Regions from separate parts of the Mus musculus genome. Here region 1 is linked to region 2. A link is a loop called in an ENCODE intact Hi-C map of the cell type or tissue named here. Cell type or tissue: gastrocnemius. All regions are shown on one strand. Each heading gives the region's core, and the rest is flanking DNA. Links, peaks and the distances in the headings are about the cores only.

Region 1 (15,689 bases), core at 2,623-10,622, 150 kb after region 2:
AAACCATTGAGGAGAAGGATTTTGTTAAAATATCAAAGCATGTAAGTTATTGGATTTTCAAAACAGAAATGGCTTTTAAGATTATAGTTATTAGGTTAATGGTTGCTAACAATTAAAGTGGGTTAACTATTGAAAATTATGCTTAGAAATCTCTAAGGAACTTATTCAGTAAAATATGAAAAATGTGAACTGTTTTTTATCTAATGAGTTGGTGGAACCTGAAATTATGAAGGCATTTGTGCTGAATCAGCATTATATAATGCCTTTTAAGGTTATCACAGGATCATAGCCAGTAAGATTTATTCACCACAACCAACATCCTTTATTTAAATACCAGTAATGTCCAAAAAAGATATGGCTCAGTGACCGAGTTTCAACAGAATATCTTTGTTTTGGTTTTACTTATAATTAACCAATGTTAAAAAAAAAGTTCTTAATGTCACAAAGAATGATGCCGAGGGATTGAGAAGATGGTTCAATGATTAAGAATGCTTGCTATGCAAGCTCCCACTGTATGGTATTAGGTATGGCCTTAGGTGACTGCAACCCCAGAAACAGATGGATCCCAGGAACTTGCTAGCCAGCCAAGCTAGTCAGAACAACAAGCATCAGGTTTAGTGAGAGATGCCATCTCGAAAAATAAGATGGAGAGCAATAGGAGAAGACACCAGACATCTTGCCTTCCTAGGCATGCATCTGCAACACTTGTCCTACCAACCATAAACCATCACCACTATACCACAACTAAAAATGTTGGGCAGGAAGTCTTCCATAATCTCAGAGGAATGGAAACAGTATCAGGCACACTAGAAAATAGGGTATTGGGCTTTCTATCAATTAGATATAATATTTGATTTATGTATTAGTATGCTTTCCATTGTTATAGCAAAAATGGTGGAGACTGGGTAATTTTATAAAGAGATGAGGTTTATTTAGTTCAAAGTTTTTAGAGGCTGGAGCCTCAACAGCGTTGTATGGTTCTGGTGAAGGCTTTATGGTGGGAGTGTGGGGGAAAGAGGTACAGGTCTCATGGCTAAGTGGGAAGCATGAGAGACAAGGGGGAGGGGGATGTTCTCGTATAACAACCGTCTTGGGAATTTATCCAAGTCCCACAGATGTGCATCAATTACTCCAGAGATCAAAGATGCCAATGATCTCAATCATCCTTCCCAAGGTCTCATAAAAGTTCTCCATTTCCTTAGCCCTGCTGATGGAATCCAAGCTTCTCAGACAAACCCTACCCACAACAGAGCAGCATGAGACTTTCTGTAGACCTCACCTTTTGCTGTGGCTAGTTAAATCATGAGGTTTTACTTATCATGATGGTCTCGTTTACTTTTAAGAGGACCAAAGGCAGTCAAGAAAAGGAGACTTTTCCCTCTCCGACCAGGGACAAATTAAGAGAGCTGAAAGCTAATGTACTGTATAGAGCAATCAAATTTAATATTCTATATTAAAACTTTAAATATTTAATATTCTATATGGACAGAGTTCTTCCATTTCCCCATCTAAGTCTACTTTTCAGGGTCTCATGTTATCAACATTGCTGTAAAAACCACAAATGATTATGAATACTACACATGTTTCAATATTTTTAAAGGGAAGGGCAGACCAACATTTGTTTAGGCCTTACTGAGTATGTAGGCCTGCACTCTTTGACAGAGTCCCCATATTTCTCAGTTCTTATGGTTTTCACATTCAAATGCCAATGGGGATAAAACTCAGAGACAGAGAGGAAGGTTATTTGTTTAGATAGCATGGCTAGTAAGCAGCCAAACCTTGACATAACCTTGGACAAGACTCTTACTGGAATCCTTGAGAAATACAGAAGTAACATTAATGAACATCTATTGAATGCTAATGCTAAGATTAGTGGGCATATAAGACATCCAGAAACTGATGTCTGTGTGTGTATGTGTGTGGGATATATAAAACACCCAGAAGTATATATATGTGTGTGTGTGTATGGATATATATGTATTAATATGTACATATATATATGTGTGTGTGTGCATGTGTGTGTATATGTGTGTGTATGAGGTATGCACACAGAGAGAACTGCCAAGCTCAAGCTCACCAGATGCCTCAGCAGGGAAAGGGGTGTGCTCTGTCAGCTTAATGGCCTGGCTATCCATAGAATCTACATAAATCTGCTCTCTGACTGTCACACAGTACCATGGCACATGAGCCCTCTCATTAGTAATTAGTAATTAAAATAAGAAAACTGACAGAATAAAGTATGAGACCATAATTTTCAAATGGATATATAAGAAAAAGGCTGTTAAATACACTGTCAATTAGCTGGGATAAAAATTTACAGCATATTGCTTTTTGAAATAAAGCGGCCCTCCCCAGGCTGCAGCTCTGAAATCGATCTAGGATTTAAGTGGAAAGCATGGAAAGCAGACAATGTATGGGTTTCAGTGTCACTTACGCTCAAGGCCACATGTACCAAAGTATCAATGTCAAGGCAGGGAGGTGGTGATCTGCGTCTCAGTGTCCAGCTTGACAACAAGCTATTGAATTTAGACTGTCTTTTTAATCACAAAGAGATACTGTACATTGAAGAGGGGAAGAGGAAAAAAGATACTGGAGAGATTAAAAATATGACTGAGGGTTGATGGGAGTCACATGCACAAGCACACACTTGTGCACACACACACACACACACACACACACACACACACACACACACACACACCACACTTCAGAGGCACTAATTCTGAAGAGGAATTCTATATTCTATTTTCTTATTTCAATATGAAGCACTTAGTTAAAATTTGGAAATAAATTGGATCCAAAAATGTGAGAGAAAATTTTCTATAGGCAAAACTAAAAACATTGTCTTGTTCAGACAGTATAAGAGGAAAGAGAAGAGGTTGACTTTAAATAGTGTATATTGCTGGGTGTGGTGGCCTTTAATCCCAGCACTCCAGAGTCAGAGGCAGGTGGATCTTTGTGCAAATTTGGGGCCAGCCTAGCCTTCATATGAAGTTCCAGATTAACCTTAAGTACAGAGTGAGACCGTGTCTTAATATATAAAGTTAAAAAAGTGTATTTTTTCAGAAACCATTTTCAACAAATGAGAGTGTTTATAAATAGTATGCTAATGGCACTTTGCACATCTATGGCTGTGAAAAGTCTAACTTTTCTTCCTTTACCAGAAGCAAGAACTTTGGCATCAAACAAGATTGATGAAAGAAACCTCCCTCTGGTTTAATTTACACTCATTTCTTGGCGTTAGATACAGAGAACCCAAGAGATTTGTCCAAGGTCAGGAAAAGTCAGAGAGCTGGCTTTGGAACTTGATGTTCGGAACTCCTGGCCTTGGGTTTGGTTTCATTGTCTGCTCTCCCTCCTCTTATTGTTTTTGAGAGCCCCCCCCCTCACCCCCACACAGCCTGCCTGCTCCTTTTCCCACCCCTTAGTGGTACTGGTATTGGAGCAGACCTTCTTGACACTTCCCTGAATTATTCTTCTTGCACCAACAGTACACTGTTGTCCCCCACCCCCCACCCATACAGGATGGTAGGTGGAGACTGGGAAGGGAGTTCCTCTCAGATTTAGACCAGATAATTTTCTGAGATGGTAACCCCCTGAGTAAAGTATGAGATTCAGAAGGTCCAAGTGACACACTAGAGTGACACACTAGAGTGACACACTAGAGGTATTGTTGAGGTGGGCATCAGCTAGAAAGCTGAGCCTGTCATAGTCACTGACTTTTCTCAAATCAAGGCATGCTTCTGAAAAATTGCATATAAAGAAACAATAAGGCCCCAAATGACACTCCTTAAAGAAAGGGTTGTGTTTCTAGGTTAAAACCAAATGCAATTGTGTAGCCAATGACATCCTTCAGTTTGCCTGGTTCATAGTCTTGCTTTTATTGTCTTTGCAGTCTTCAAGTGAACTGAGAGGCATTAAGGACCATCAATATCATTATATAAGTTATTTGAATTGTCAGTTTTAAACAAACATCAATATTGTTTTAAGTCTTTTATGTTGAGCAAAGATCTCTATTTCCAGGTCCTGAATGGGTCCATCGCTGATTCCTTACGACAGCATGTCATGTCTCTGCCTTAAGGAAATGATGGAGCTATGAGTTGCATATTTAGGTATATTAGAAATAGGGTTTCTGAAGTATCCCTTTTTCTACTGTGTTTCTGTGGCCTGGAATAGACAAAAAAGATAGATATACTTAAATAAGTAAGTTGATAGGTGCCTATCCTAGTTAGGGTTACCATTGCTTCAGCAAAGCACCATGCCTGGAGAAGAAAGGGTTTATTTGGCTTATTACCTCCACAGTACTGTTCATCATCAAAGGAAGTCAGGGCAGGAAAACTCAAACATGGGAGGAACCTGGAGGCAGGAGCTGATGAAGAGGCCTTGGAGAGGTGCTGCTTACTGTCTTGCTCCCCATTGCTTGCTTAGCCTGTTTTCTTATAGAGATAGCACTACCTACAATGAGCAGAGCCCGCCCTCAGCCACCACTAGTTTTTTTTTTTTTTTTTTTTTTAAATGCTCTTCAGGCTTGCCTACAGCCTAATCTTACAGAGGATTTTCCTTAATTGAGGTTTTTTTTTTCCCCCTCTCAGATAACTTTAGCTTTTGTTTAAGTTCACCTAAAACCATCCAGCACAATGACCAATCTTTCTTATGGTTGGTGGTTTTCCTTTAGAGACCCTCAGAGAGCAGCTCTTGAAAAGGAGTCATCCCATTACGGTGATCAGGCTTGTGCTTGGCTGACTGAGTGGGCATCCCATCTCTGACTTTCACAGTATATAAACCTCTTTGGGCTTTAGCTTACACATTTACTTCATATTTGGGGTGTGTGTGTGTTACAAAATTACAGTTGTATTAAAGTGCACTTTTAAAAAGATCGGCTAACTTGTGCACATTTGACTCCCTGAGAGAGACGGTTATTCACATGCAGCAGTATTACAGTGCAACCATTTTCTCTCAATAGATACAGAGAAACTGAATTTAGATTACTTCTCCCTTCCAGCAGTTTCAAAGAGCCTTTTTGTTTATTAATTCATTAATCTTTTTATGTTCCCTGAGAGAGTAGTAAAGCATATTTTGCTAATTTAATTTATAAATGAAAAGTATTAAGTTGAAGAAGAAATCAAGTGACGCACAAGGAGTCTCAAGGTAAGTCCTAGAGACGATGAATGCAATAGAAACAGAAATAGTACAATGAATTTTGCAGGCATTCTTAGCCATTCTAGAGAATAGGTTTTTGTTTTTGTTTTTAATCACCTTAAACGTTCTTTATTTTGTGTGTGCATGCACACGTAGGTATGTTGGTGCTCACGCCACCTAGGTCAGAGGACAACTTGTGCAGTTGGTTTTCTTTTCCCACCATGTGGTTCCCAGAGATGGGCCTCAGGCTTTACGGGTTGATAGCAGGCTCCTTTGCCCAATGCGCCATCTTGCTGGCCAGGGAATAGGTTTAAGGGACACATTTGATTCTATTATATGACCCACATCATTTTTAGGGTGTACTTTTGTTTGGAAATGTTAGCTCTGTCTCTCTGTCTCTCTGTCTCTGTCTCTCTCTCACACACACATACACACAGAACACAAATACACACACACACACACACACACACACACACACACACACACACAGAGAGAGAGAGAGAGAGAGAGAGAGAGAGAGAGAGAGAGAGAGAGAATGCTAGAAGTCTGTCTACTATGAGAATTAGGAGTGTGTTTGTGGGTTTGGTTTATCATGGTGGCAGGTCCTTCCCGGGTATGTGTAAGGTGAGGTAGCATGTTGGCGACATCCACTGCTGCCCTGTCTTCCTCGGGACTTGCCTCCAGTGTCCTTGTGCCTAGGTCTCTGCAGAGTTCGCACTATGTGATTGGTTTCCTGTCGATTTTCCCAATTATTTACAGCTTCCTGTATACCTGTTATTTTTTGTAATGTGATGCTGGCGAACAGCAGGAATTAAATGATTGTTTTAGCTACATGATCCTTTACAAGCCATTTATCTAAGCTGAAATAGACTCTCCGTTTACAAAAAAAAAATGTTTGTGAGTGAGTGAGGGGAGCATGGAACTAGATCTGAGCTCTTCAAATTATGTGATGAGTAGCGGTTGGTTTTCCACTGCTGTGATATCACATCCTGACAAAGGCAACCTACCAGAGAAAAGGGGGCTTGTTTGCGCTCACAGCTTGATCCATCATGGCAGAGAAGCCATGGCAACGGGAGCTTTTGAAAGCTGGTCACATTGTAACTACAGCTTGGCTAGTCTTTTGGTTTTTATGCAGCCCAGTACACAAGTCCAGGGAGCTGTTTTCTTCTAGGGTGGGTCTTCCCACCACAGTTAAAGCCATCAAGATGATTCCCTCATAGATGTACCTGAAGGCTTGTCTCCTAGATAACTCCAGATCCTGTCTTAGCCACAAAGGTTACAACCTATTAGTGGGCCACGGTGTCTAAGTAGCTGGTTATGATAGCCTTAAATAGACACCCATTACATTTTAGGTAGCAATGGCAGATATTTGTAAACATAGGCCAGGCAGCGTTAGCCTGTACTCTTGTTCTTCTTAAAGCTGTTGAATATGTCTGCAGCACTTTAAAGCTAACTCTCCTCTAGACCCTTGGCCATTCTGCATTTAAATGGATGAATTTATCTTTTCCTTATAGTAGACACACTTCCCATTACACAACACTGTCCTATGAAGACTAATTAAAACAGAGATCATTTTAGTGTGGTGAAAAAGTAGAATATGTCTGTAATAAAATTCAGCCATTCTAAATGAATACGTAATAAAAATTGCCCTTTGTCCACTGAGACTTCTTAAGATCTATCATTTACCTTTGTGACTGCCAGATTGCTTCTAGGCTCATGTTTTCCTTGTATGTTCACACATGTATGTGTGCGCACATGTGGGAAGACCAAAGTCCAGTGTCCAGCATCCTTTAAAATTCATTTTACATACGTGAGTACACCGTCACTCTCTCCAGGCACACCGGAAGAGGGCATCAGATCCCATTACAGGTGGTGGTTGTGAGCCACCATGTGGTTGCTGGGAATTGAACCCAGGACCTCTGGAAGAGCAGCAGTCAGTGCTCCTAATCGCCAAGCCATCTCTCCAGCCCTTGAGTGTCTTTCTTAATTGCTTTCCTTCTTAATTTTTGAGTGAGGGTCTCTCTCAGAACCTAGAGCTCACTGATGTGACTGGATAGCCAATGAGATTCAGGGGTCTTGCAGTCTCCACCTCCCTAACACTGTTTACGTCTAAACTCAGGTTCTTATGCTTGTCTGGCAAGCACTTTCCTGGCTGAGCTCTTTCTCCAGCCTGGAGTTTATATTCACATTATGTGAAATTTAATTTTGAGGGCAGAGAGATTTTAATACACTTGGTTGTAGGTAGCTGACAAATACAATGGCGAGTTCTGCTTAAAAGCTGGTAGTGGATGGGTTAGTTTGGCAGCTGAGTGCCTTCTTTAAGAGTCGTGTTTTGAAAGTCCACTCACTGTATTTCAGAATGGGGGGAGGCTGTATGGGTGTACAGAAAGTTGGTACCCAGTAGACTCTGATACGCATGGCAACTGCTATTATTTGGGTAAACAAATGTGATGGAATCTTCATTATCGACTTGATAGGATTGAGAACCACCGAAGAGACGTGCTTCTAGGCATCCCTCAGCGTTTGTCTCCAGAGATGCTTAGCTGAGAAGGGCAGCAAGGCACTATTCTATGGAGTTCACACTAGATGAAAACAAGGAGGTGAGGGGGATGCAGGCATCCATCTCTCTCTGTTTCCTTGCTGCAGACACAGCCTGGTCAACTGCCCATGCTCTTGCTCTCACACCTTCCTGGTGGTGATGGACTGTACTCCCAAACTCTGAGCCGTAACGAACAAATCTTTATATCCTTGTCACTTCTATAGGATCTAAGAAAGATTTCATGAGAAGGGCTGTGATTTAAGATGCATATCAAAGAGTATGAATCTGATAAATCAAGATGGGGCCAGTGGCACCAGGTGAGAATGCTTTTATGGAACAGAGACCTCTCCATCCAGCCTGGATGGGAATGGTGGGAGATACCTGGCAGAATGAACTGGGTCCCATTTTTGGTTAAGAAACCAGTCCTTAACCCAAGAAACAGTGAGACCTATGAATACTTGGGGGGGGGTGCAATGGGGCCAGGTTTTAGGGAGATTAAGATGACCACACACTGTATCCTGCACAGATGAAAGATGTACCAGGGGCACTGCTGAAAATTGACCAATATAATGGTGATGGAGGTGTGAGCTTGTAACTTTCTTTCTTTAATAGAAATAGAAAAAAGATCATTTCAGGGATAGCCTATGATTAACGAGGAAAGCTCAGAGACAGGAACCCCAAATAATTTTAAACGTTGACTGGGCCCTGCAGTTGGTGTAATTTATTTAGATAAGTATCTGTGCTGAAGGAAGGGATGCATCCTCCCTCTGCTTCCAACTAATTGAGTCTCTCACTGCACCTGGGCCCTGTGGCACAGTCCAATTAATAATCCCAGCAATTCTGGAAATAGCAGACTAGGGATTACAAAGTCGGGTCAGCTTGGTTTATATAGTGAGTCAAGGCTTTTCCTGTCTCAAAATTAAACAAAGAAAGAAAGAAGAGAAGAGAAAAGAAAAGAAATAAAAGAAGAGAAAGAACATGCCTGGGTCTATAGCTCAGTGTTGAGTCATTTGCTTAGCATGCCTGAGGTTGATCCCAGTAGTAAAAGATAAATAAATATTTGACTCCATTCCAGATCCAGGGTCATCCATGAAGCTCCCCATCTGACCACCCTGGCTGTATTGATTGTGATCTCCAACAATCCTCCCCTACTCGTTGCTCACAGTGTTCAGCAGTTGACTGTTTCCATGTGTTAGCTCAATATCAGTTCTGGGACACTGAGGTGGACTGAAGACCTTTTGTTAGCATTCTACACAGAATTTTGTATCTTGGATACTATTATTTTAGGTACGGTGATAGACTGGCTGTTTGAACCCGCTAGAACTCATACAGACATCAGAATCTGCAATGTGACTGTGTTGGAGACTGGTCCGCAAGGAAGTAGTTAAGAGGTCATACACGTGGGGTCTTGTGCTAAAAGGATTAGTGACCCTAAGATGGTGATTCTCAGCCTTCCTAATGCCATGAGCTTTTAATAAAGTTGTTCATGTTGTGTTGATCTCCGACCATAAAATTATTTTGTTGCTACTCATAAGTAATTTTACTACTGTTATGAATCATAATGAAAATATCTGCTATGCAGATGGTCTTAGATGACCTCGCCCAAGGGATCTCTACCCACATGTTGAGAACCACTGCCTTAAAAGGTGAGGCATCAGAGACTCCCTTTGCTTCTGTGGGCCCAGGAAGACAAGGTCCAGAAGAAAGCAGTCGTCAATAAGCCAGGAAGAGTGCCTTGACCTTGCTCTTAGATTTCTAGCCTCCACAATAGTCAAGAAATAAATTAGTGTTGTTTGCGCTACTGTGCCTGCGGCGCTTTGTTACGGAACCCTGAGCAGACTAATGCAGCTACTTAATTCTTTTTGAGTTCTCGCTAGTTAAACTGGTGAAGCGACTTAGATGGATTGGTACTGAGAGCCGGGATCCTGGCTTTCAGGAAGAGCTCTGGTTTTTTCACAAGAAAATTGGCTCATGAACCCTTGCTCTTGACAAACTAAAGCCCTTAGTCTGTGTTCTATAGAGTCATCCCTTCTCTGGCCTGAACTTCCCTCTCCTTTTTTGGGATGATACAGACATACCTCGGAGTGTACTGTTTTAGCCTCTTCCTGCTTCAGTTGTTGGCTTAGCTTTACACCCCCCCCCCCCATTACAGCATCCACACCGATTTGATTGACAGGGGAAAGTCCATTCCAGGACTCCCTCCCCCAAGGCCAGTATATATATGTGTGTGTGTGTGTGTGTGTGTGTGTGTGTGTGTGTAAGATTTAACCAAGGATCTTATCAATTAAAGGTTCCTGGGCTCCCCCCATGGAGCCTGGTGTACCGGCTCTGGAACAAGCCGGAGCAAGCTGTATTTTTCCAGAGCTCTCTTTGGAAGTGCCCCTGGTAAACAGCCAGTTATGAGAGCTGCTAACCACCATTTCTGTAATTCTCATGATTTCTACAGCTGTGGATAGGCAAGACAATATATCTTTTCCTCCCAATTTTCACACCAAAATGGCCCCTGTTAGGGCCACTGATCATCTATAGTAACCTGATTTCCAAATGTGTCTGTGCCTAATTATGAGTACCTATTGACTGAGTCAAAGTGACATCAATGACCTTCTGAACTATAGTTATGGACTGATAATGACTTCGCTATGTGTAATCCTCCAATCTAGCCTCCACACAGTCATACACGATTGAAATGTACCATAGTTTGTATCTGGAGTGTCCTATGGTGGCCTGTGTATTCAAGTCTTGGTGGTGTTAAAGCCTGGGCACTATTGGGAGGCGGAACCTTTAGGATGTGAGGCCTTATAGAAGAAGCTGAGTCACTGGTGGCAAACCTTGGGTGGGGTATGTCTTAGTTACTTTTATGTGGCTGTCATAAAACAGCATGAACAAGGCACTCTAGAAAAGACAGCATGTAACTGGGTTCATGGCTCTAGAAGGTTAGAGTCCATGATGATACAGGGAAGGCACAGCAGCAGGAACAATTGAAAGCTTACACCTTGAATTGAAAGCAGTCGTCAGAGTGCATGGGAATGGGGGACGCTTATGAAGTCTCAGCTCTCGATCCTGTGACACAACAAGGCCATACCTCCTAATCCTTCCCAAATAGTTCCACCAACTAGGGATCAATTATTCAAACATATGAGCCTATGGGGGTGGCATCTTAGTTATGGCTAATGTCGCTGTGTTGAAATACCATGACCAAAAGCAGCTTAGATAGGAAAGGGTTGGTTTGTCTTACATATCTTGAATCACAGTCTGTTGAGAGAACCTGTCTTAGGGTTTTACTACTGTGAATAGACATCATGACCAAGGCAACTCTTATAAGGACAACATTTAATTGGGGCTGGCTTACAGGTTCAAAGACTCAGTCCAGTATCATCAAGGTGGGAATATGGCAGCATCCAGGCAGGATGAGAGTTCTATATCTTCATCTGAAGGCTGCTAACAGAACTCTGACTTCCAGGAAGCCAGGAAGAGGGTATTAAAGCCCACACCCACAGTGACAACCTACTCCAACAAGGCCACCCCTCCTAATAGCCACTCCCACGCCCAAGAATATACAAACCATCACAGAAGCCAAGGCAGGGCAGGAACCTGGAGGCAGGAGCTAAAGAGGCCATGTAGGAGTGCTGTTTACTGGCTTGTTCCCCTGGCATGCTCAGCCTGCTTTCTTACAGAACCCAGGACCACCAGCCCATGGATGGCACCACCCACAATGGTCTGGGCCCTCTCACATCAATCACCAATTAAGAAAATGCCCTACAGGCTCACCTACAACCCAATCCTATGGATGCATTTTCTTGATTGAGGTTCTCTCCTCTCAGATGACTATAGCTCAGGTCAAGTTGACATAAAAACTAGCCAACACTGGGAGGTACTCTCATTCAAACTGCCACAGGCTATCTATTTTTTGTTTTGTTTTGTTTTGTTTCCTGGTCATCATGAGATGAACAGTTTTTTTTTTCTTTTGCTAGGATATGTTGCCTTGACACAGGTCCCCAAAGCAATGGGGCCAAGTGACCATGGACAGAAACTTTGGAAATGTGAGCCAAGGCAAACCTATCCTCCACGACATTGATTTGTATTGGACATTTTGTTCATAGTGGTGAAAAGCTACGTGACACAGTAAGACACTCAAATCAAGTGACACTACTGTATTTAGATATCGAGTCTCTTGGCGTATCATATAAGGCCTCAAGTAGCTCAGTCCCTTCATGGTTATCTGCTGGTATTCTTGAACAGTTACACCCTGAGCACACTCACCAGCTCCATTGCTTTTATTCATGTGGAGGACCTCTTTATAGGAATAACATAAGGGTCCTGGCCAATTCCTCCTCTACTTAACTCAAATCTTCTTTTCTCTAGGAAGCCTCAGGGGCCTCTCACACACTGTCTGGGTACTTTGTCTGTCTCCTGGACACCTGGAATTCTCTCTGTGCTTCTTTAACATTATACTTACCATATTGCATCAAATTATGTTTATTGCTTCTACTACTAAACTGTAAATTCCTTAAGGGTAGAATCTCTCATATTTGTTTATCTTCGTTTCCAGTGCCTGGTAACTTCTAAATAAATACTGATGGAATTAACCAACAAGCAGCATAAAGAGGTTTCATGTTTTATGACACTTGACTTCTTTGCAATGCATGATTTGGTCATTTGGGCATTCTCTGAGCTTCAGTTCCTGTCTTAAGCATGAGAAAGACTCCAATAAGAAAACAGGGACGTGTGTGTGTGTGTGTGTGTGTGTGTGTGTGTGTGTGTGTATGTGTTTAAAATCTGGGTGTTTTCTATCTAACAGAGACCTCAAGTTATCAAGTAACTGGGCACTAAGAACTGGCATAGATGTCTCAAGAACACTGACTGGGATAAAGTAGAGTGTGAAAGGAAGGGAGATAGAGATTTTCCCGGAAAGCTACAATTGGGTGACACTTCAGTTGGAGGACAAGGACTCAGCCACAAGAAGACTGAGGAGTGACAACTGGTTCCATGAGAAGGAGGTTCCATGTGGCAAACTTCTGCAGTGTCTCAGAACTGAGTGTTGGTGAAACTTAACTCACCATGACTGAAGCCAGAGAGGTGGGAGAAACATGGCAGGGAAAGGTGGCAGAAGGGAGTTAGTAGGCTTTATTGGAGCCCAGATAGGGTTAGGGTTTATCCAGAGCACCGTGATAAGGTGCAAAAGGGAGGGTTTTAATCAGGACAATGACATAATCTGATTTACATTCTAGAAAGGGCACACTAGGTCATTGAGGATTGCAGCAGCTGTGGACCCTGAGGTGCCACTGTAGTTAACGTGCCTGAGAAAACAGAATTGTGGTTGTACATAATTTTAATAACTTCATGCCTGCAGTTAGAAGCAATAGATTTAGTTATTGCAAAACAAGAGTGTGATTTGGCACATCAAGCTTCTTTTCCACTGTAGACTTTATAAGCATTCAGTATCAACCAACCATGTGGTTTTTTTTTTTTTTTTTTTTTTTTTTTATGAATGATACATGTTGGTAAAGACCTATGGAAAATGAAATCCTTACAAACTGCTGTTTGGAACAATGGAATTTTGTAGAGGGTTCTGTATTTGGTTGGAGGTTCTTGTTTGATTGTGGGAATGATCCAGAAGGGGAAGATATAAATACAAGAGGGGAGGGTAGCAGAAAGAACAGAGTGTGATGGGATGCAATTCAGGGCTTCAGTGAAGGGATGGCTCATCCACAGGGCCTGAAAGGCATAGGTTGTTGAGCTGTCTGTGAGGTGGCAGTGTGTGTGTGTGTGTGTGTGTGTGTGTGTGTGTGTGTGTGTGTGTGGTGTGCAGGGAAGCTTCAGTTTGAGCAGGAGACAGGGAAGGAGAAAAAGGTAAAGTTCAAAGCATACTATGATGTTCAAGGAAATGAAAATGTGGGCCGTAGAAAAAAACTGTTGAAAGCTATGTGAGATTGTTCCTTTTCTAAGAAAAAAAAAATTCACTAGTCTTTCTGAAATGTAGGCTATATTAGACGGGCTTTTTATAGAAGAAGAGACCTAATAGAATGTATGGATGTTTGTGTATGTGCTTGCGTTTGTGTGTGTGTTTATGTGTGTGTGAATCAAATATATGTGTATAGATCCACATTTACATGCAACACACATGCGTGCATACACACACATAATCAAAGAGGATCTACTAGATTGGCTTCATTACACAATCACAGTCAGGGCTGGGTGCTACACCATAGGTTTTCTGCACAATGGAGGGATAAAAACCCAGTAGCTGCTTAGTCCTAGGTGCTGGATGCTTCTTCAGTCTCCACCTAGTACTGAAGGCCCAGAGCTCTATGGAAAGCCATTGATCTTCAGTCCATGTTGGGCAGTTAGGGAAGCTAGAGTCTGTTAACAAAGTATGGCAGTCACAGATATACTTTTTGTTTGTTTGTTTGTTTTTTGTTTTTTTAGACAGGGTTCCTCTGTGCAGCCCTGGCTGTCCTAGAACTCACTCTGTAGACCAAGATGGCCTCAAACTCAGAAATCTGCCTGCCTCTGCCTCCCAAGTGCTGGATTAAAGGCGTGTGCCACCACTGCCTGGCCCAAATATTCTTGCTTAGGAGGAAGCAGAGACAAACAGGTGTCACTGCTCTTTCTGGGCTTCCCAGTGGGAGGTGCCACCCATTTTGCAGGCAGGACTTTTCACTTCTGGAAATGCTACCGTAGACATGCTCAGAGACATGTCTCCAGCTGAGTCTACATTTCCTCTAGTTGTCAGTCAAGACTAACATCATAGAGGTTGTATCAAGCTTCTCCATAGTCCCCATTCTGCATCTTCTCAGCGTGATGTCCTGTTCCCTTCAGGATTCACCATCTGCCTCTCTTTCTGTCCATCTGCCTCCCTGTCCACACTCCCTCCCTCCCACTGACCATGGTATCCTCTCCCTTAAACTAGAGTTCAGAGAATGTGCTCACCTTTGTGTGGCTAACTTTACTTACCTCTCAACAAACAGCTATGTGCTCTTCCAGGAAGCCTTCAGGTAGGACTAAATGTAGTCCACAAGACTGCAGGTTCATAGAGTCCTATCAAAGGGATGCACTGTTTTAAGACAGATTCATGTAGCAGCGTTCTTGTGTATGTGAAAGAAGCCAATGACACATGAAGCCATGGACTCCTGCATTGTTGTGGCTTTTAGAGTCTGCAGAACATATAATACACACTCTTTTAATTGCCTTTTCAGTCCAAAATGTAAGAGTACAGTAGTCCTTAATAAATGATAGGTTAAAAATAACGCTTACACAAATATTTGCATGTCCCTCATCGCAAGGACATCAGTTCTTTTTATTTATTATATGAGAACATTGCATATTCTCATATAATATTCAAGACAAATAATGAAAACCTGTCACTGAAGGCCTTTGATCTTTGCTTTCCTGCTTTGGATCTGTGGATAGCAAATGGAGGGCACGTTTAGTGTGGAAGGAAAAGATTGAGGTCTGCCTGTGTTGTCTTCACTTAGGTCTCCATCTTCCTGGGCACAGAGGATCAGTGCCAGTGATGGGGAACAAGGCCTAGTAACTGGTTAAAACAAGCTAGCAGAGCTTGGGATGAGGTCTGCCAAGCTGCCAGACAAACTCCCAGTTGTCTGGTGAACAGACAGGACTTGTGGAAACATCGTGTGTTTAGTGGAAGCCCCCGTGCTGAGAAAAGGGGCCTCAGTACTAAGCTTAAACCACGAGGCGCACAAAGAGCTCATAGCATGTGCATCTAACAGACATCCCTGTTTGGGACGGGGTGTGTCATCATTTTCATTGTACTGTGTGTTCTCTCCTTTAAAACTGCGTATGAATCAAATGCTTGCCAGAAATGCTTTCTCATTGTTTGGTGGAATTAGATTATAGATACTTTAATTTCCAGTTTTGGTTGCCAAAAGTTTCAAATTTTTGATTACATTTCTTTTTTGGTTGTAGAGCTTGGCATTCCTAATTTAGAAGTGTGTGTGTGTGTGTGTGTGTGTGTGTGTGTATGTCTGTGTGTGTGTGTGTGTGTGTGTGT
Region 2 (15,689 bases), core at 3,699-11,698:
GCTGTTTGATGGACAACGAAGACTGCACTGTGGATTCTGGGGCAGGCCTTGGGGGAGGCAGACAGCCTGGTTCTTTACCTCTCTTGGAACACATATAAGCACCACTCCTTAGATAAGGTCTCACCTGTTGCCCAGGTTGGCCTCATATTTGTGGGCTTAAGCCACTCTCCTGCTTCAGCCTACAGACCTGGGACTGCCACAGCTCATCACTGTGCCTGCATCCATAATAACTTCTTCAGCATGTTTTGGGCTCAGGCCTCATGGCAGCTGGCCAATGCTTATAAGCTACTCTCAATCGCTAGCCCTGCACGTGGCCATTTGCCAAGGGCAGGGTAAAGCAAAGTCCTGGCTCAACCATGCCAACCAAGGACAGCAGACTCCTGAGGCAGGCTCTTCTGTCTTGGGAGGATGGTTCCAGGCCACTGATATTAAGGGTTAGGAGTTCAGTTCTCCGTGAGCTTAAAGGCGTATTATGGGGTTACTCTCATCAGATCTGTAGCTTGGGTACCCATCCTAAAACCTGTTCCTTCCCTGGACCAGTTGTGATTGGGTCCTCCCTCCCTCCCTCCCTCCTCCCCCCACCCCCCCAAGTATGGACTAGTGATGAGGAATTTGTGTAAAGACAGGTAGGACTGGGAACTGGGAATGCCCTGCACAGCCTTCCCATCTGAAGACAGTCCTGTGGGTTCTGTGTGTCTCCTCCTGCTGAAGTGATGGATGGATAAACCTTCACGAGTGAAGAGATTACAGTGGTAGTTGGGCTTCCCCGTGGTTTTGTTAGGAGGGATTCATTTGCTGCTGCTGATGCTTACGGTCCTTTCTGTATCTAAATAAACACTTCCGGAACAACAACAACAAAAGAAAATATCTAATAATGAAATCTATAAAGGAAAAGATTTAATTTGTTTAATGTGTATTTATTTTATGTGATTGGGTAAATGTTTGCATATATATATGTGTGTACACCATGTGCATGTCTGGTCCTTATTGAAACCAGAAGAGAGAGCTGGATCCAAAGGAACTGAAGTTACAGGAGGTTATGAGCCACCATGTGGGTGCTGAGAATCGAACCTGGGTCTTCTGTAAGAGTGGCAGGTAATCTTAAGTAACAAGTACTGCTCAGCCCTGTCTGTAGCCTCCCTTTTGGTGTTATTTTGCTTGCTAGTTAGTTTTTATTTGTTGTTTGGGAGGTTGTGTTGTTTTGTTTTGAGACAAAGTTTTACTATATAGCTCTTGAGTGCCTGGAAACTCTCTGTGTAGAACAAACTGGTCTCCGAGCTTACAGAGCTATGCTTGCCTCTGCCTCCCAAGTGCTGGAATTAAAGTTATGCACCATCACATTGAGATTGTCATGTGGGTTTTAAAACGGCAATTCGGGGGCTGGAGAGAGGGCTCATCAGTTAGGTGCATTCCAGAAGACCCAGATATAATTCCCAGCACCCACATGAATGTTCACAAATGTCTGTAACGTCATTCCCAGGGGATCTGATGCCTTCTTCTGGCCTCCACCAGTACAGCGTGTATGTGGTGTACAAATATACATGATGCAGGCAAAAACATCCATGCATATAAACAAATAAGAAAAAGTGATCACTTTGGGACATGATCACATTAGGGTTTTTTTTATGGTTTCTCATCTTCTCTTCAAATTAGCATAGAAGCCTCTTCCTAAAGAATGGATACTTAATTCTTAACTTGAAAATATCTTTTCTCTGTGTGTTTTCCTCTCCATTGACTGTTCGCTCTATCTATCTATCTATCTATCCATCTATCTACTGAAATTAAAAATAAGGGAACGCCTTCTTCTCTTCATTCTTGTTTGTTGTTTGTTTGTTTGTTTGTTTTTGAGACAGGGTTTCTCTGTGTAGCCCTGGCTGTCCTGGAACTCACTTTGTAGACCAGGCTGGTCTTGAACTCAGAAATCTGCCTGCCTCTGCCTCCCAAGTGCTGGGATTAAAGGCGTGCACCACCACCACCTGGCTCTCTTCATTCTTTTTAAAACGATTTTTGAAACCTTTTTAGTGAGGTCAACATTGTGTACTCCAGTCCCACTCATCTTCCTGTCCCTTCCCTCTTAGGCCTGCCTGTCTGGTACCTCACTCATGTTTGTGTATTCTCTGTGCTGAGCCTCTTCTGTGCTTTCCCAGCACATGGCTGCTGGCTCCAGTTTCATTCCAGTCCCTTGTGATGTGAGCCTAGTTCAGTCTGCTTACTAACACTCTCTGTCTCCCAAACCATCTTTTTCAAGAAGCATCTCACTCAGCAGCCAAGCAGATGCCGTCAAGTGGCCACACTCGTTGGAGGTTGTCCTATAGGCTAAGCTGCTACCCTGGGCTGACACTTAACCCAGACCCAGCAAGTTATGCTGTGTAGAGGAGTCTGAGGACTAGAAATAGAACAGATGATGGATGGAGAAGCAAGGATTCCCTTAGGACAGCGGTTCTCAACCTTCCCAATGCTGTGACCCTTTAATACAGTTCCTCACGTTATTTCGTTGCTACTTCATATCTGTACTTTTGCTAGTGTTATGAATTGAACTGTAATGTAAATACCTGATATGTAAGTTATCTGATATTCGACCTTCAAAGGGGTTGTGATCCACAGGTGGAAAGACAGTGCCTTAAAGAGAGAGAGGGAGAGGGGGAGGGGAGGGGGGGAGGGGGAGAGAGAGATGTAGATTTGTCAGGAGGCATTCACTAACTCTAGTTCAGTGCTCTTAACCAGTCTCTTCTTCTTTGTGAGCTGGCATTTCTCACCCAAAAGCGGAAGTAGGGGTATATGTGGCATTCAGCCAACGCTTGTGCTCCTCTGTGACTGACTATCGTTGCCAAGGTTCTTGGTGACAGATGTGAGGTGGAAGGAGATAGAGAAGACAGAGACAACTTGCTGGCGATTTTTGCTCCCTTCTCAGCCACACAGCGGGTAAAAGAAAAACTGCATGTGCTGGTCAGAGAGCAGCCACGGGTAGAAGACATTTGATTTTTTTTTTTTTTCTGGAACTGTACTTCCTTTTACAATTTTCTATGATGAAATACTTCTCATGGTTTGCGTTTAAAAAGGAACAAATAAATACACCCTTTGCTATTAGAAAAAGACGTTGCATGGGGGCAAAGGGAGGAAAGGAACCATCAGGAAAAGCTGTTGTGATTGAGTGGGTTATCTGTCCCTATGCCTCATGTGTTTTCTTAGTCAGTGGATATTAACCGCTATTCCATCTCACAGCTATTCAATAAGGCTCTGAGAAGTACTCTGACGTTTTATAATGATTCACCATGTGTTGGAAGTTTATACGTTACCAATCGAGTACTTTCTCTCTTTGGTATGGACTCAGAGCCTGTCTTGACTTTTTATTATTATTATTACTATTATTATTAGATATTTTCTTTATTTACTTTTCAAGTGTTATCCCCTTTCCTAATTTTCCCTCCGAATGCTAACTAAATGCTGATACGCAGTAGAAGGGACTGAAGAGTGTGAGAAAGCCCATGTGCATGCATTAGGGAGCTACACATGGGAAGCCAGGTAGAGCTGCAGAGTAAAATGAATGTGTAAAAAAATTCAACAAAGCCTTTGGCTTTTGCAGAGGTTCGTGGATAGATAAAATATGGTTTTATCTAGTTCAGTGGTCTCTTACTTATACATATTTTTATAAGAATTGTATTAAGCTGCTTTAATTTTGAGACTTACGAGTGTTGTGCCCTGAGTCCACGGGAAACCCAGACGAGCCCAAGAATTGGGAAGTCTGCTGCAACTTGCAAAAGAGTCTTTTATTGTTTCAAGTTTGAACTCACCACATGAATGCTGGCAAGTGACCCTGAGTTCAGAAAACACTGGGCTTGTATACAGTATAGTTAAAAAAAGGGGAGCAGAGGGCTGTAAGCATTTGGTGGAAAGGTACTGAAGCAGGAGGGGGTTAATGGGTGTCTGTTCAGGGACTAATTTTATGGCTGTCATAACTGTCTGTGACCTGACCTCTGATTATCTTTTCTCCATGACTTAAACGTGAGGCCCTAGCCTTCCTTGAGCTTGTTATTTCTCTAAGGTCTCAAGGACAGACAAATGGAGAGTTCTGCTGCTTATCAGGAGGAGGGTTGGTTTTTGGAGACACAAAGGTGGAGAGGATGTCTCTAGCTGTCTCTTCAGAATGTCCTCATTAAAGGGGAGTTTTATAGATAGTGCCATTCTAACACTAGGGGAGGGGGAGGGGGCCCCAGGCAGGAGGATGCAGCACAGAAACCAGCTGTCTGCATATCGTGCTTGCCACAGGCTGGAGGGACAAAGGGAACTTCTGGCAGGGGGTGGGGGGCAGCAGGCAAACTGTACACAACACTGAAGTCTCTCTAGTATCAGTAATTCGGGGGTTACAACACGAGCAGACGAGAGATGGATAGCACTGACAATATCTCCCAGAGCAGGAAATTAAGTGACGTAGTTCATGCAGTGGTTAGAATGAGTGGTTAGTGTGTGTCTCCTCATGGATTCCCCACTCCCAATAAGCTGCCACTTCCCTCCTCTTCCACCTCACCAACACGATATATAAACAGTTTAAATGTTAGCTTGGATCAATATTAAATTTATACTGATTATAAGGTTATAAATATTTAACGTATTGCGCTTCTCTGCTTGGAGACTTAGTTTGTTGGGCTCCCGAGTGGTAAAATTACAGCTGCATGTTCATGCTAGACTAAATTATTCCTTTTTCTGCTCCCTTGAAGAGAAGATCTCTCTCACAAAGTTCGTTCTGGCCTTGAACTCACTTTGTAAATGAGAATGGCCTTGAGCTCCTCACTGCCTTGCCTATTCAAGCCCTGGGATTACAGATATATACCACCATATCTGCTGACATGTACCTGGGATAACAGGTATACATCACCATATCTGCTGACATATACCTGGGATAACAGGTATACATCACCATATCTGCTGACATATACCTGGGATAACAGGTATACATCACCATATCTGCTGACATACACCTTTAAAATTTGTTTTAGTTAATATTGAAAGATTGATAGTAATCTAATTATCATACAGATAATTAATATGAAGTTGTTTAAAGCAAATATTAAATAATTTATTTTAATTTCTTTTTTAGTATTGTAGACTTCTATTTGGTTCTTCCATTTTCCCTTTTTATTTCTCTTTATTTGGGGCCAGCATATTAATTAGAAAAGATACTCAGATGTCTCCACATCCTCTGCACACTCTCTGTCACTAAAAGTACTGGTCGACTGGCCATGCCTCAGTTTCTCCAGATCTAATATGCCTCGGAAAGTTCTTGTGAAGGTCAGATGTCACCACTAGAGCTTCGGGAAGGATCAGGGTCCTTCCTTTCCTACCTCACTTGCACTGGCAAACAGGATGAGAAAAGGCCCAGAATTCACTTCCCAAATGCTGTGGGATGGGTAGCAAGAGTTGAGAATTGCTCCTGTTTGAGGTTGTAGCTTTGAAAGATCCTGACAGAATGTAAAAGGTCACAGAAGCCCTGAAATTGGCAAAATAGATTTCATTGTTAGCAGAAGTAGCTTCACTGATTTAGAAAAATAGAGGTGCACAATGCTCTGGCCACTCCTTGAACCCATGTGTGTGCCCACTGCTGCACCTCACTGCCAGGTGTTTGTGATATTGGTTGCTAAGATAGAGTCAGAAAATCTCCCCAGCAACCACAGCTGGGGCCAATCCGGAGTTACTACACCTGCATTAGACTCTTTCCTTGTTTCCCTCCCATACCCATTTCTTGAGAAATCAATCATTTTACATTGTTTAGATCTGGAACCCCCCTACTCCCCCCTTTTCCTTTCCCCCCTGAGGACCTATAAAAACTGGGACCCTTCGAGGTTGACTCCTCTACCCCTGTGTGGGATATGAGTCGTCCCCAGAGCTCTGGCTTTCCCTGAATAAAGCCTCATGTGGTTTGCATCAAGCTTGGTCTCTCGTGAGTTCTTGGAGGTAGGCTATTATCCCGAGGTTTGAGGGGCTCCTCTCGGGGTCTTTCAGCGTAGTGAGGGAAAGACTGTCTAGCATGTACAAGATCCTAGGCTTTCTGATAAACTACCCACTATTTATTTGTGCCTTTGTAAACATTACTGGCTTCACACACACACACTTGATCATCCATAATATCAGGTGACCTGTGGCTCTCTCCATATTAGTCATAAAGAAATTCAGTTTCAGAGTTTCAAAGACATGTTGGTGTGTATTAAAGTTAAAATGGGAACAAGCAATTCACAGCTTGAGCTGTCTGAGTGACTTAAACCTTCCAGAGACAGCAGCAGCTCAGCATGACACGTATGGTAAAGGAAGACACATCACTTCTCTGGTGTGTTCACCAATTCATTTCCTCTCTTGGCTATTTAATTCTGCAGAGAATACAAAACCTCTCCCCCACAGCCATGAGACATAACAGGTTTTGGCAAAGTAGTTTTAATTAAGCATTATAACATATTTTGTTTTTGAACACAAATTGTGACCTTCCACTAGCAAAGTCAGGGGATGAGAGGCCTCCAAGGGAGGCAGGTGCACACATTCAAAGTCTGGCTTTAAGCGAGAACAGCTTGTTCTTTAAAAGTCTAGTTCTGGGAGGTTACATCTAATTCTCAGCGGGGGGAAATTGCCTTAACAGAAAAAAACTATCTTCTTTGTGGCTTTTTTGGCTTGTGCAAAAGCAGAAAACATCAGATGTGGAAAATCTGATGTCTTTATGTCACTGGCTCTGAGGCATCCTCCTGGGAATTACACACACTGTGGGTTATCTGTGGATAAGACTCAGGGCCAGCCAGCTCCTAATAAATCCAACCTCCTAGCTACTTTACTGTGCATCTAGCCTGTGCCAGAGAACTCGGATGATTTTAATACCTGCAACAGCAGGCCTGAAGTTAAAAGGTAAATCTGCTAAAAACAAAGTCAGACTCCAACAACATAGTACAGTTCAAATTAAGTAGTTTTGTTGTTGTTGTTGTTGTTGTTGTTGTTGTATATGGCAGTTGGCTCTCCACTTCCGGAATTCTGTCACACTCTTGTTGCAGCAATACTGGTGTTGCTGAATCTTTAGTTGTTTCTCTGACTTAGTTCAGATCGTCTTTCCTTCTGGTCTGTATTGATGTGTGTCCCATGCTCTTTGCAAATCCACGCATTTCTCATGATATCCTAAGATTACTTGGGGAATTCACTTTTGGTCATCAGCCTCTGAGATAGCCCTTAAAGATCCCATGCCACCCTGCTTCCAATACCTGTGCCCACTGTTAAGTTACCTCCCACAACACACCAGGGCTGTTGCACGACAGACATCACTGGCAGGAGTGATGGTGTGTCACCCTGTGATGGGGATGCAAGAGGCTGAGGCTTCTTCATCTAGCCTCAGGCTTTTCTCCTCTTGTTTGGTACGTCATGCATGGAGGGACCTGTCTAGCAATAAGGCAACAATATACCATCATCATTGAGCTTGGACGTGAGTCCTGCAATCCAGCTACCCTGACTGTAACCTCATGAGAGACCCCAAGCCAGAGCCAGAGCCATCTAATATAAGCCATTCTAGAATCTACAGGAACTAGTTGTTTTAATTAGCTAAGGTTTTGTTTGTTTGTTTTTTGTTTTGTTTTTTAAGATTTATTATGTGTACAGTGTTCTGCCTGCTTGTGCACCCGCAGGCCACAAGAGGGCACCAGATCTTATTACAGATGGTTCTGAGCCACCATGTGGTTGCTGGTAATTGAACTCAGGACCTTTGGAAGAGCGGTCAGAGCTCTTGATCTCTGAGCCATCCCTCCAGCCCCAGCTAAGTTTTGAAATTTAACAGTAGATAGAAATATATTGTCGATTCTTCTGTCATTACCTACAGCCTCCACATTTAATTTCCAGGTTGGAATTCCTATTTGCCCTGAAATCCTAGCTTTGTAAGTACCAGGATGGTGCTGCCCAAATCATTTATTTTTCTGATCACTACTCGTTTCCAACAGCTCTACTTAGTTATTTCCAAACCTACTCCTCCTTCAAAGTATCCTACCTACACCCTTTCCAATGAAATGACTGGGGCCTTTTTTGGTTCCTGGATAGAAATCGTGCAGTGCAGTAAGAGGCCCTTCAGTTCAGGATCTATGGTGTTAGACAACACAAATGGTAGCAACAGACAGATGGGAACAGCAGGCTGTGTTGTGTAGCTCTGGGGTCAGAGATCCTATGTCTTGGGGGTGAGGAGTGTTCTTAGGAAATTGGAACTTTCCATCTCTTGATAGCAGCTGGCATTATAGTTCCATGCTCTATGGTGTCTTGGCTGGTAAAGTGGTGGCAGCTGCAGCAGCTTTTTCAATCCCTGGGTCGCTGAAGCCTTCTTATAGTGATTTCCATTGGCCCTGCTGCCTGTTGCTGTTGCTTCTCCATTGCTCTGTTCCGCTGCTGGGTGTACAGCTCTATCTCTGCCGTTATTGAGGCCACCGGCAGTTCCCACAGATGTCCGTCTTCTGCAGCTGTCAAAGCTAGATCTACTTTTCTCTCCACTGCTTCTATGGCTCAGCTGATGGCCATTTGCTGTCTTCAGTGCCACGGCTTCTTTCTTCATCTTCCAGCTCAACCTACTCTGCTAAAAGAACCCAGGAAAAGAGGACATACGAGAAGCCTTTGGGGGAGTCTAATGTTGCCTGGGGGCAGCTTGGGGCAAGGATAAAAGATGTCCTGCACCACCCTTGACCCTAGGCTCTCTAAATACTCTGTAGATTTCAACTCAGAATGGTTTTGGCTTAGCACAGACCTTCCTTCTATGTCCTTGAGATGGTGACAAATGGCTCTCAAATTCTTCAGTCTTTCCTATACTTGCCTTATCTCTCAACTAAGTTGCAAGCCACTGTGATCCTTATATGTTGTGACAGATATTTCTCTGCTCTTCTGTACATTGCCCACAGCATGGTTCTCTGCTCCTTATCTGTTTTGACTTCACAGTGCCCTTGCAAGGCAGAGATTTTTACCTCCAGTGTTTTGGTGATGAAGCTGAGATGCAGAAATAACAAGAATTGTCCCAAGTTACATAATTAGGAAACTGTTAGTGGAGGCCTTTGGCCCATGTTTGTCCTCCTTCTTCTGCACCATGTACTGGTCTCGTCCATAGTTCTCAGCTTGGGGTGCAGTCAGGTGGTCGATAATGCATCCTTGAGCATCATGCTCCACTTAGTATATGTGACAAAGTGATAGATATGAGTGAAGAAAATGAAAAAGAAGGGCTGTAAATAGAAGTAATTACTACAGGACTACTACATTTTTAAAAAGGCATAAGAGATCATTTATTTTGAAGCCAAATATAAGTGACAGGGCCAGCAATACAGATTTGAGTTATTCCAAACTCAAGGTCCCTACTACATTAAAAATTATTTGTACATATGTATGTTTTTGTGTGAATATATGCCATGTGTGCTGTGTTTTATAAAAGCTAGGGATATTTTTGGTAGAGGTGCAATATGGTGCGGTGGGAGGGGGGCCTCAGCAGGCCCATACTGAGGCATTTCTTCCCCCTGAGGTACCAGCCATACGATGGGTCTAGTATAGAATAGACTTCATTTAGGGTCATGGAAAGGGGAGTTTAAAAGGGAATAGAGGCAGAGAAAGGAGAAAGAGAGGGCCCAGAGAAGGAGAGGAGATGAGAGGAGAGGAGAGGAGAGGAGAGGAGAGGAGAGAGAGGAGAGAGGAGAGAGAGGAGAGAGAGGAGAGGGGAGAGGGGAGAGGAGAGAGGAGAGAGGAGAGAGGAGAGAGGAGAGAGGAGAGAGGAGAGAGGAGAGAGGAGAAAGAGAAAGAGAAAGAGAAAGAGAAAGAGAAAGAGAAAGAGAAAGAAAGAGGAGAAAGAGAAAAGAGACAAGACTGGGCAGGAACATGTGGGGAGAGAGGAAGGAGGGGAAGGGGAGGGAGGGAAAAAGGGATTAGGGAGAGCAAAAGGAGTCAAAGAGAGAGCAAGGGACCAAGCAGCCCCTTATATAGCAAGCCAGGCCCACCTGGCTATTACCAGGTAACTGTTGGGCAGAGTCTAGAAGGAATGCCAACATTCCTCCATTTTGGTTTGATTTAAAAAGGAGAAACTAGAAAGAGGTAATGGTCAAGCGGGAATAGGGTTGCTGTGATCTTTAACTACTTCCTGCTGACTTTGGGGTGATGTGTAAACCTAAGAAAATAGAGATAGGGATGGGGATGTTGGTTCAGTCTTAGGAGAGTTGGCTGTTTTCTTGCTGTCCAGGGTCTGTGGAACTACCTGTGAGTATAAGGAGCAGGTTCAGAAGACGTGTCTGTAAGAGTAGGCTAGAACATCTGTGGGTTGCTTCTCTGGAGCTGTCCTGGATGCAGATTTTGAGTAAACACCTGGACTTGGCAAGATGCTGAAAAAACAGACATATATGTTTTTCTTAGGTGTACATTTGAAACCTTTAGGTCTTGGTGGTTGGGGTGTGGGGAGTCCCAATCCCAGGGAACAGGAGAGGAATTCCACCCTCACATCAGGTAGAGACTTAGGCTATTGATTGGCAGGTGCACTTATCCAGAGGGAGTCTGTTTGGTAGATCTAAGTGCATTTCTTGGAGTTTATAGGTTTATAAGAGAGATGAAGTTGGTAACAGCATGAACAGTCTTTAAGGTGAGCTTAGGAAAGACAAAAACCTTTTGTGGAGCAGAAGGAACAAGAAGGACTCTTTTTTTTTTTTTGTCTAGGAGACTGAATATATACAAATTTAGCATAGTGAGAAGCATTTTGAAGTATACAATTAAAATGTATACAATAAAAAACAGGAAACTTGAAAATCTGATGAACTTGTAAATATGATAATTGATCACATAGTTTAGCAGGAGAACACCTTAAGTCTGTGGTTAAAAGATAACTAATGGAAACTTAAAATTTGAACTTGTGATTATAAAACGTGGATCATATAGTGGAATGTTTTATTAAAGCTAGGCTAATTTATAAGAACTATTTTGGTTACTATTAGGACAGTGGTACAATAAGAGGAGAAAGTCTGAAGCATTTAGTCACTGGAAAGTGAGTTTAGATAAGGAAGTAGCAGACAGTTACATCTGTGAAAGGTTACATCTGAATTTGTGTATCCTTTATCGTGAAGCCTGTGAGTAAGGCAAACCTGTCTGTCTTTTTTATAAGAGATCTGGCAGTCTTAGCTAGTTAATAAATTGACTATTGAGCTAATAAGGTGATGTATTACCTTGGGATAAGGAGCTAGAGGTATCTTCTCTAGCCGTCAAGCTATAGTTAGCTTAGCTGTCAATATAAACAGAAATCTGTGAAGAATAAATTATAATCTAGATGTCATATATTAATTAAAATTACAGAAGTTAGTTTATAGTCCACTATCTAAACAGTCCCTGTTCTCTCCATCACAACTTGGATAGAGTCAGCCTAGCTGTCAGGCCCAGAAAATGAAAAGCTTTTTCCTGTGGAGTAAGAATATGGGAGAAATGACTCACCTTGTCATAGGCAATATGGGACATTTAACTCTCTGGGTATCCTCTGTCCACAATTTAGGCCAAGCCCTGGCAGCAGGCAAGGCAATGCAGTGGTGTTTCTCTGTGGTTATCATACCACAATCCAGGTAGTGTTGAAAGAATATAAAACTTGAGACCTGTGATTCATGTAATTTATGTCAAATAGCCCAAAGAGTTGTTTGTGAGCTTTGAAACCTGGGGCTGAGAACATAGCAGAACAGGCTAGGACATCCCCGGGAAGGCCCATAGTTAAGACATTCCTGAGGCTGCTTGGCCATAAAGATAAAGAGAATGACAAGTCCGACTGGCCCGGCGCCTCCCTATCTCCCGCCCTTCTGACCTAAGTTAAATGTTATCTGCATGTACAGTCTGCTGATGTTTAAATGGACCAATCATGTGAAACCGTGCCAATTCCTCCCCCATCCCCAGACCCTTTTCTATAAAAACCCCTAGCTTCCAAGCCTCGTGGTCGAATCCACTGTCTCCTGTGTGAGATACGTTTTGACCTGGAGCTCTGCTATTAAACTACCTCGTGTTTTTACATCAAGGCGTTCTGTTCTGTTCGTGATTCTTGGGTGCATGCTGAATCGGGAACAGAGTGGGGGTTTCCCCACTAGGTTCTTTCAGTGTCTTGTTGCTGTGCCCATATATTCTTAGAGACGTTAGGAGCAAAACTGTGAGCATTTGGGAGTCTCTGTCTGTCATAATAAGCTTAAATTTAAGCATATCTGAGTTAAACAATCTGTGCTTGTTTTTAATTACTTGTCCTAGATTGTATCTAGCAAATAAAGAGGGTATATTATAACCTAATGATAGTAAAAATAAGGCTAAAAATATCTTTAAGATAGTGATCTTTAACATTTTTATTGTTTTAAATCTTTAAATTAATATTAAAATTATTTACCAAGCCAGGATAGAAATTATATGAAAACCTTATCTTAAAAGTGTCTTTGGAGACCTTAAGTCAGATTGTTTGATAGAAAGAAGGCAGTGAGGTGGGAGCTGCCCATAACAAAGATGGTGGATAGTCATGAGACTGCCTTTAACCAAGATGGTAAAGAAGCTACAGTCAGCCATGTGACTGCCCTTAGCTAAGATGGCACTGAAGTGATAGCTTATGAAAAAAACCTTATCTGCCCATAACAAAGATGGCAGATAGTCACGAGCTTGCCTTTAACCAAGATGGTGCTGAAGCTATAGACAGCCATGTGACCACCCTTAGCTAAGATGGCACTGAAGTGACAGCACCTCCTGTGGAGGAAAGTCAGGTGTTATACCTTAGAATGGATCAGCAGAAGGTTGCTATATATCAGCAGAAACAAATGGACACATTTTGTCTGGTGGACAGTAGGTCTCACCACAGTCAGCCTCTGTTGCGTGACCCCTTCTCCTGGCATACCTATCTTAGAACTGGTAAGGATCAGAATGGAAGGAAATCAGAGATTAGAGATAAAATTTTCCCAAGAAGTAAAACTTTAAGACTGCCTGCTGAAGCAAACAGGGGGGTGGGGTGGGAGGGGGACTGCAGGAGCCCGAGAATTCAGTGACAGAGCAAATTAAGTCCAAAACAAGGTCTGGAGAGTGCAGTTAAAAGTCAAAGGGTAGGGAGCAAGCAGGGTGGGGAGGGAAGGAAAAAGGGGGTTGGGAGCAAAGGTGAGGGGAAAAGCCTACATAGAAATCTTTCCAGCTTAGGTCTGAAAGTTTCTTGTCTTTTGTTTTATTTTGTTTTTAAAGATTCGATAAGTGGCCATTTAGAGTAATTATCTATTGGGGCCAAATTTAGCCTGTGAATTAGGAAGCCTTTAAAACTGGAAGGCATCTCAGTAGTAGGGTGAAGGCATTCACTTTGAGTGACAGAGGCATCCCAGCGGGGTGCCTGGGGGTACAGAAGAAGGTGAGAGTAGAGGCTATTACTATCATCACTTTCTGCATCCCAAGCATAAGTCATAGCTAATAACGAGCAGCCAGGCGAGATTTACAAGGTCTTCACGAAATAGTAGATGAGCTGTGGACCAGCACCTAAGCTGTGGGGCCAGAGTCCAAGAGAGAATTTCGGTTTACCTGGGCCTAGGATATTCCAGCAGTGTGAGAGAGAAACAGAGAGAGAAACTGTCTTTGAAACCATCTCGAGGAGACTGACTGAGCTCACTCAAGTGTAGAGGTCCTAAAACAAGACTGTGGATATAGGAAACATATTAGTTCGCCGGCTTTTGGATGGAGAGTTCTAGCGATCCAATGGCTGGAAAGTCCACGTGGCAGGGGGAAATACGAACCTGTGCTGAGTTCATAAATCTGAGTCTTGGGAAATGTGAACCTGCAAGTTTCTAAATCTGAGTCATGGCACCAAATGTTGTATTTTATAAAAAGAGCAGGGTATGTTTTGTAGAACATGGTATGGTGAGGTGGGAGGGGTGCCTTGGTGGGCCCATGCTGAGACATCCCTTCCCTCTGAGGTACCAGCCATATTACGGGTTTATTTAGGGTATGGGAAGGGGAGTTGAGAAGGATGTATACACATACATACACACACACACACACACACACACACACACACACACACATACACACACATGAGAGAGGAGAGAGAGGAGACACACACAATGACTGGGAAATGAACTCAGATCCTGTAGGGAGTACAGCAAGTACTCCTAACCACTGAGCTGTCTCTCTAATTCCAGGCTATTACATTTTTTAAGATGGAAAAATTTTTAATGTGTTTATACACTAGGAGAAAGGAGCCAGTAGGCAGATATAGCAATAACAGTCGCCGGTATTTACTAGGCATATCCCTGTGCCAGGAGCCATGCAGACACTACCAGGATCACCTCCCTAAGCTTCCACAACATAGTCATCACTAAATATTAATATTCTCATAATACTTTACAGATGAGGGGAGTTAGCCTTTGTCCAAGATTATACAATGAGCAATGGTTTACAAACAGGAGTCTGAAACACCATGGCCCCAAATGCAAAGGCATAGACTCCTTTCTTGGGTGGAAGCCAAGCCTGTTTATGAGCACCCAGTAAATAAATAAATATATATGTGTATATACACCCATGTCAAAACTGGCAAAAATGAGATGGAATGGCTCTGACTTGTCCAAATTCTTTTTTAACTTACTGTAAAAATTATTTCTAAAAAACTTTTATATATTTTGACCATATTCTTTCCTCTCTTCCATAAATCCCCTAAGATTCTACCCAATTCATGTTTTGTCTAAAAACAAACAAGCAAAAAAACAAAAAACAAAACCCCAAATGACATCCAACAAACAAAACAAACCCTGAACCAAATAGACTAAGATCAAACCATAATAAGAACAACAAAAAGAATACAGTAAAACATGAAGTCTACTTTGTGTTGGCTGACTACTATTGAGCATGTTCCCTGCACGGAGGGTGGTTGATATACTCAATGACATTCCATTGGAGAAAACTCACTTTCCCTCTCCCACCAGATATCAGCTGCAAATAGCTTCATGGTTAGGGGTGGAACTTTGTACCTTCTCTGCTTGGATTTTGTGCAGGTTTTGTATATGGTGACTCGGTCTCTATGTGTTCATGTGTGCATCAGCCCTGTTGTGTTGGGAAGAAACTGTTTCCCTGCAGCACCTCTTGCTTTGACAATCTTTCTGCCTCCTTTTCCACCTAGGCTCCTGAGCCCTGAGGGGAGGGGTTTAGTAAACCCATTTAGTAAATGCCATTTAGGACTGAGTGTCCCAGTCTCTTGCTCTCTATCCAGCTGTGGGTCTCTGCGTTAGTTTTCATCTATTGCAAGAAGCAGCTTCTCTGATGGGGTTGAGTGATGCTCTGATCAATGTTGCCTAAACTCGTCACCTTCTATCTCTAAACAATAATATTCTGCAAACCATAGAAACAAACCATAATTGACATCTTAGAAGAAATACCTGAAACCCTAAGGGGGGAAAAAAAACCAATGACACTACTAAAAAAATGACAGGCTTTTGGGGAAAGTATTGAAGAATAGAACTCTCAATAGATTACAAGGACAACATCAAGGGGAATTAAAGGGCAGGAGATGTGCTAGCACAGAGGAACTCAGAGGTGAGTCAACAGCTCAGTAAGATGTGCCCTGTCAGTGGTTCTTCTTCTTGATAGGTTGGGTCTATTACAGGTCAGAAAGTTCCTTTATCCACTTTCCAAGACCAAAAAGAAAATGATACAGAGGAAAGCCTTGGGAGGTATTTGGGTCAGCAAAGTATAAGACA

The links. Hi-C counts contacts between places; a loop is a spot of excess contacts. Peaks named below come from ENCODE experiments on the same cell type or tissue, not always from the same donor. Only the 100,000 strongest peaks of a DNase experiment are listed, where the experiment ranks them.
Region 1: it touches region 2 in a loop (6-fold over the local background); 2 of 42 quality-filtered maps call a loop at or near these places.

The regions. Positions count from the first base shown.
Region 1 is chr1:162,457,700-162,473,388 of GRCm38, reverse strand. The region is part of intron 1 of Dnm3 (dynamin 3); the gene reads left to right. Among named protein-coding and RNA genes, the nearest start is that of Gm31985, 11 kb to the left of the region's middle. In gastrocnemius, for the core only: no CTCF peak of the experiment used is centred there; no DNase peak of the experiment used is centred there; H3K27ac peaks cover 473 bases.
Region 2 is chr1:162,612,629-162,628,317 of GRCm38, reverse strand. It overlaps the pseudogene Gm5705. Among named protein-coding and RNA genes, the nearest start is that of Myoc, 19 kb to the left of the region's middle. In gastrocnemius, for the core only: a CTCF peak has its summit at 7,646 (motif pointing right); no DNase peak of the experiment used is centred there; H3K27ac peaks cover 1,264 bases.